2 separate regions of the Homo sapiens genome follow, and region 2 is linked to region 1. The links are chromatin contacts, found by Hi-C or POLR2A ChIA-PET in ENCODE. All regions are on one chromosome and are shown on one strand. The core of a region is the stretch at or near the end of the contact, and the rest is flanking DNA. Distances in the headings are between cores, read along the strand shown. Region 1 holds the start of HECW2-AS1 (HECW2 antisense RNA 1). Region 2 overlaps HECW2 (HECT, C2 and WW domain containing E3 ubiquitin protein ligase 2).

Region 1 (3,137 bases), core at 343-2,842:
AAGACACATTTGCACCTTTCTGTGCTTGTGTTTGACTTGATTCTTTTGATTTTTTGCATCTCTGGCCTAGCATGTGCCTCCTTGGAATTATCAGTCATCATTTTTCCTTCTTAACAAAAAGCTTATTTTTATCTACTGATTCATTGGTTTGATAAGCCAATTCATTTAATAGTGTAACCTGAAATACAATACTGAAGGATAAAACATATCATTGAATGTGCCTTGGGATGAGTGGATTCTACCACCACTTTTCTATTTGCAAACTATTGCAGAGCTTTTGTTCTTAGAATAAGCCAGGATATCTTTTATGCATTATTTAGCATGAATGCATAATTTTCTTTTTAAATCCATCTCTTTTATTTTCTCTTTAGCCTGTGGTAATTTACATATACATTACTTAACCCCACTTGATCATTTTCATGATGCAAGTTAATACTGTAAGAGAAAAGGTTTTTTTAATTGCTAAGCGAAGTGTGCGTAAGTGGCAGATGGGGACTGGTGTTATTATCATATTGAACATCAAGGCCCTGACAGCCTAAGGGCAGCCAGGTGTGTTCGCCGTCCCTTTAAAAGCTCACCTCTGATCACTTTGCACCAAGTGCCCTATAAATACAAACATGGGACCCGAAGTCATATGGCAAGATTCAGTCATAAATGTCATCCATCTCATCTAAAATATTATTATATTGTTTCATGTGCTTTGATCATCGAAGTGAAGACACAAAATTTAAAAATTCTTGCAGAGCTTGAGCTTATGTATGCAAATTTCTAGTAGACCAAGGATGCCAGTTTGAGAATCACTGGTCTATAGCATATTGGGCAAATACCTGGTAACCAAGAAGTGGTTCCTTTGTTTTTCTCAGAAAAGATTGGTGACATTTCCAGGACGTCTGCTGACTTCTGTCTGTTCCTCAGCCTTGATCTGCTCTCTTTACAGGCAGTAAACTAATGCCTTCTTTGTTTCTACGTGAAAGGACTTTATAAAGAACTGTTTAGACCGGGAGAAGGTATAAAGCCTAACCACGCTTCAATTAAGTGAACAGAAGAATTTAAATATTTTCACATCAAATGAGAATTACCTTTTAACTTTCTCTCTTCCACTGCACTGTAAGCTCCTTGAAAAGGGACTTTCTCTTACTCCCCATTGGATTCCCAGCGTGTGGTACCATGACTGGCACACAATAGGCACGCAGAAAATGTTCACTGAAAGAATGACTCAATATCAACATAAGAAAGTACTTACTGGTGTGATGTACATCAGACGACATGTTCCAGTGTCTGGTTCCTGAAAGCATATGACCCATAGCTTGTCATTGTGATGAATTAGCTGGCCTGGTAGAAAATTGGTCTCAGCCTGCCTCTCATATGTTCTTACCTGAAAAATCAGACCAGTTGCCTTCACAGACTGCTAGTTTTTATCTGGAAAGTGATGAAAAGTTTCCCATTTGGCATACCTCCTCTGGTGCCTTTGTCCTTTCTTTTTCTCATCCTATCATCCTTGTGACTCAAGAAGCGATGATGTTTTTCTTATTCACAGGAAACTTCCAAGCCGCAGACCAGGGCCTGATATCTACCATCACTCAACTCCTTCTGTGTAGCTCCAGTTAAGGAAGGAGGGGAGAGTGCTCAGCCTGTTTGTTTTTTGTCTTGTTCTGTTTGCCTGGATTCACTGTGTTGATAGACAAAAGAGATAAGCTGCATATTTGTGGGAGATAGCTTTTGATTCTTCAAGATCAAAGCATGGTGTTACTGACCCTTATAAGAGTAGTTCTTTGGTTAAGTTATTATTCATTTTTCTTCAAGATAACTTTCCTCTGATTTAGCTTTTATCAGCCAACATTTACATCTCTTATCAGAAAAACCATTCACCAGATAATGGGCCTGGGTTTCCATCACGTGTTTCAGATGTATGATTCCAAAACTTGAGGGAAAATGTTCTGCCTGGTTCAAGCCTTCACTGAAATAACCTTAAGCAGAGAGAGGCTGGCCTTCTGAGCAACTCCTTTACGTACATGCCTACCACTAATTTCTAATAGTCTTTAAAAAAAAAATAGTAGTTAGCTGCTGGCAATAAAGTACAGAAAGGAAAGTTTGGCAAATACTAAAGATTAGCTGCTTCATCTATCATATAAAATGGATCTAGCCAGAAGAAACCAAGGACTGAACTCTGTTTGTCATACCTCATAAGCTGTGTGGCTAAGGGCAAATCCATTGACTTTTCTATGCATTAGGGAATTTTTCATGTGAACATGAAACCTTGCCTTCCACCTCAGTGCCTTCAAGTCAGCAAGCAATCTTAAGAAAAATATTTCAAATTTGGGAATATAAAAATCAGTGCAACTTGGCCAGGCATGGTGGCTTACGCCTATAATCCCAGCATTTGAGAGGCCAAGGCAGGCAGCTCACATGAGGCCAGGAGTTTGAGACCAGCATGGCGAACATGGCAAAACCCCATCTCCACCAAAAGTACAAAAATTAGCTGGGCGTGGTGACACATGCCTATAATCCCAGCTACTCAAATGTCTGAGGCAGGAGAATCATTTGAACCCAGGAGGCAGAGGTTGCAGTGAGCCAAGATCATGCCACAGCACTCTGGCCTGGACGACAGAGTAAGGCCCTGTCTCAAAACAAACAAACAAAAAAATCAGTGGAACTTTGTGAAAATATCAAGTAGAAAAACAAGTTGCTTGTAGATAAGAACTAAATCTAAATAAATACTTGTATCAGTGATTGGTATTTTACTTTATGGTATAGGAATCAGAATATATTGTCCATAGCACTCAGAATAAAATTGCATATTTGCATTATCCTGTATATTCCAATGAAATAGAATGATTTTAGTACCATAATTTGTGTTTTTATATTTTTCTTCATCTTATAAAAGTTAATATGGTGTGCTTTGAAATAGCATGATGTAAATAAGGGAAGAAAGCAACTAGGAAAAAAATTATTAAAATTGTATTCATATAACAAATTGAAAATAGTGACATGATGATGACTCATCAAACAAAAAAGAAAAAAGCTGGTATCACATTTACCTATAACAAAATAATGGTAGAAATAACTCACCTTGTGTTTGATATGTATATGTATATATACATTTGCACAGGTATGCACACAATCTATTTCACCAACTG
Region 2 (3,396 bases), core at 689-3,188, 34 kb before region 1:
CCAAACTATAGATATATAAATTACATATATATATACACACACATAAACTATATATACATATCTATACACACACAGTTTTTGCATAAACATATGAAGTTATTCAAACATAGTTTTTTTTATAGAAACATAGCAGTCTAGAAGTATGTTCCTGTTTGGCTTAAGAGTTTTGTATAGACCCTAACAGTCATGTACTTACTATTCAGACTTGAAAAGGCTGTGGATCTAAAGATTGTTTACTAGTTACTGAGAGAAATCTCCTGCATTGAATTACTTTGGTAGATGCTCTTTGCAAGATCAGATGTGTTTGGCACCATACTACATGTTTCATTGAGTGGAGAGGAGGAAGATGAAATGACATAATTAATTATAAGACCAGCCTTAAGATTTCTGTGCTTAAAGAGCTATTCAGCCCCAGGGAATTACTTCAGGTCTGAGGCTGGGATGAGTTTCTTAACTTAATTGCCACTGCTTCTTGCCCTAATGAAGTTCTTTTTTAACAAAGTGAGGAGCATTTCTGGTGCTCTAGATAAGAAATCAGAATGTGGCCTATTTAGTTATTTTAGTGAGAAGAGGGAGCAGTGAAGGCGATAAAGAGGTATACCTATTTAGAACAATGGGTAATGTAATGATTTATCCGACAGAATTATCCCCCAAATAATTTGTCCCTGAAGAGACTTAATATTTGTTTTACTCTTAGGTAGTAAGACCTGAAAGCTCATTATGATCCCTACACAAACTAGTGTGGTCTCAGGACTCTAACTTGCAATGACTTATGTGAAAATATATCAGCAACACTGAGCCAAATGCAGAAAACAGTTGCCTTGCTGATTGTATTTAAAACTCAAAGCAGAGTCAGCCAATAGAGCCAAAACTGTTACTTAGCTGAAGTTAGGTTTTTTCTGACACTGCCCAACTTCTGTTATTTCCTTCTCTGCTTTCATGGTATCACTTTCCTATCCTCTCATGCTCTCTAATTGCCCAGAGCCCATGCATAGGCCTGCCTGCATTGACAGTACTCTCTGCTCTGAACCACACAACTGCTCACAGCCATCAAAACCTCCTCTTATTTAGCCTGTCGGTTGAAATATGACTCAAAAGTATTTTATACTCAAGTGTACTGAGGAATTAAGGTTCAAGGATGGTTCATTGTGGTCTTCTTTCTTCTTCCCTTCCTCCTCCCTTCCTTTCTTCTTTCCTTTAATTTGTTTTGATAGGGAACAAGTATTTAATGACGGTAAATCAATCAGAATAATTTAGGTTATACTTCAATAATAATGACCAACAAATCTCAGTGGCTTAAGCTAACAAAGGATTACTTCTCATTCCAAGTCAGGTTATCAGGGTCCCTGTGGTCACTCAGGGACCCAGAGAGCCAGGCTGGGGAGCATCCCTGTTCAAACATTGCCACTTGCTGTGTCAAAGGGAAGAAAGCTCTAGAGGGACTCACATCAGCAATAAATGCTTTGACCTGGACATGACACATCTTGAGGGATCCTAGAAAGACTGGAGCAATGTTGACTGTCTTCACACTCATTCTTCTTTGATCCCTAATAACGAACACAGTACTGGGTACAGCAAAGACAATAAATGTTTATTAAAATGAAATCATTTCCAGAGACTCTAGAGTCCTTGGGGTTTGCCTTGGGCTGTCTTAGACTAAAATAGATAACAACCCATAAAGTTTAGACTAAAATAGATAACAGAACCCATACGATTTAGACTAAAATAGATAACAGAACCCATAAAGCTGGAAGAGGTCCAGACTCAGTCTAGTGTCCCTGAGACACTAAAGATAAAACGAATCCAAAGCCCTTTGAATCAGTCTGAGAAGAATAGAGTTCCAGGATGATCATTCACGGCCTGGTCAGTTTCATGAATATCATATTCCCTCTGATGATTCAAGGAAACAGCTGCCATACAGTTATTCCTCTTCTGCTGTTTTGTGCATGGTATTATGCAATAAATATTTATTGACTGACTCATATGTGGACAATCATGACATAGTCAGTTTGTGGAATCTTCTTTAAATATCATAGAAATGAAGACTGTAAGGTTTTGGACAAAACAATCACTTTTCTGTGTGGTGGTATAGTGGAGTTTTTTTAAACTTGCATTTCATTCATATACATCCAACCAAATATACACAGGGAAAAAGAGAAAAAAAGAAAAAAGAATGAGATGTACAGCCCAGGCACCTCAGCCTGCTATTCCATTCACCAAGCTTATATGCCTCTATGAAGGGTGAGATTCTAAAACCTCAGTCTATTGTGATCTCAGTTGAGTGTGATGGTCAGTGAGAGCAACTCATTCCATTGCATGTCCTTCTAGTATAGAAATGTATGGCAAGCATTTTTCCATGCAACTTGGCCCTTAAGTGTATACTAGTTGTGTCATCTGGCACTCACTCAGAGAGCCAATAACCTAGTCCAATACTGGGGGAGAAACTGGCTATGTCAGGGCTCTCTGTAAGGTGGCATATTCATCGCCAGTGTGGTATAATTTTGACTGTGTGTTTCTTTCCTAAAACCAGCTTCAGGATTTAATGGCCCATGTGCAGTGAGACTCCACAACATGTTTGTTCTTTAGTAAATTAGTTCAACCATTGTGGAAAACAGTGTGGAGATTCCTCAAAGATCTAGAACCAGAAATACCATTTGACCCAGCAATCCCATTACTAGGTATTTACCCAAAGGAATATAAATCATTCTATTACAAAGATACCTGCACATATATGTTCATTGCAGCATCATTCACAATAGCAAAGACATGGAATCAACCCAAATATCCATCAATGATAGACTGGATAAAGAAAATGTAGCATATATATACCATGGAATGCTATGCAGCCACGAAAAGGAATGAGATAATGTCCTTTGCAGGAACGTGGATGGAACTGGAAGCCATTATCCTCAGCAAACTAACACAGGAACAGAAAACCAAACACCACATGTTCTCACTTATAAGTGGGAGCTGAAAAATGACAACACATGGACACAGAGAGGGGAACAACACACACTGGGGCCTGTTTCAGAGTAGGACTGGGGGAGGGAGAGAATTAGGGAAAAATAGCTAATGCGTGCTGGGCTTAATACCTGGGTGATGGGTTGATAGGTACAGCAAACCACCATGGCACACGTTTACCTATTTAACAAACGTGCTCTTCTTGCACATGTACCCCAGAACTTCAAATACAAATAAAAGTTAAAAAAAGAGAACTAGACACCAGCTGTGGATACTGCCTTACCTTCTGTAGTCTTTATGTTTCATTTTGTTCAAGATATTTTGCTCTGTCTGCTGTTTCCATACATGGGTCTAGAGTTCTGTCAAAGCTTATATATGCATTTCATTACTTATTGGAAGATTAGCCATACCCATGTGTAGTATTTCTGGTGCTTC

What was found. Hi-C counts contacts between places; a loop is a spot of excess contacts on that map. ChIA-PET counts read pairs that join two places held with the same protein, here RNA polymerase II (POLR2A). Pooled maps may share reads with other maps.
Region 2: a loop to region 1 is called in a map of Caco-2, with 6 times the contacts of the local background. The contact joins the enhancer-like site here to the promoter of HECW2-AS1 in region 1. A Hi-C loop is called at or near these places in 2 of 168 maps with a recorded cell type or tissue (Caco-2 and PC-9), 2 of 37 single-sample maps with no recorded cell type and 11 of 50 pooled maps. POLR2A ChIA-PET finds 5 or more read pairs at or near these places in 8 of 52 experiments (B cell, CD4-positive, alpha-beta memory T cell, Caco-2 and 4 more).

Annotation. Positions count from the first base shown.
Region 1 is chr2:196,258,479-196,261,615 of GRCh38, reverse strand. HECW2-AS1 (HECW2 antisense RNA 1) reads right to left here and starts at 1,592. Exons shown (of 3, transcript NR_110226.1): 1 at 1,376-1,592; 2 at 1,244-1,285. The region is part of intron 17 of HECW2 (HECT, C2 and WW domain containing E3 ubiquitin protein ligase 2); the gene reads left to right. RefSeq lists an enhancer at 924-2,123.
Region 2 is chr2:196,292,798-196,296,193 of GRCh38, reverse strand. The region is part of intron 13 of HECW2 (HECT, C2 and WW domain containing E3 ubiquitin protein ligase 2); the gene reads left to right. Among named protein-coding and RNA genes, the nearest start is that of HECW2-AS1, 34 kb to the right of the region's middle. Within about 2 kb of position 1,938, at least 3 of the 41 ENCODE cell types and tissues checked have a DNase peak (open chromatin) inside an H3K27ac peak, as active enhancers do; they include PC-9, where a contact is called at or near this core.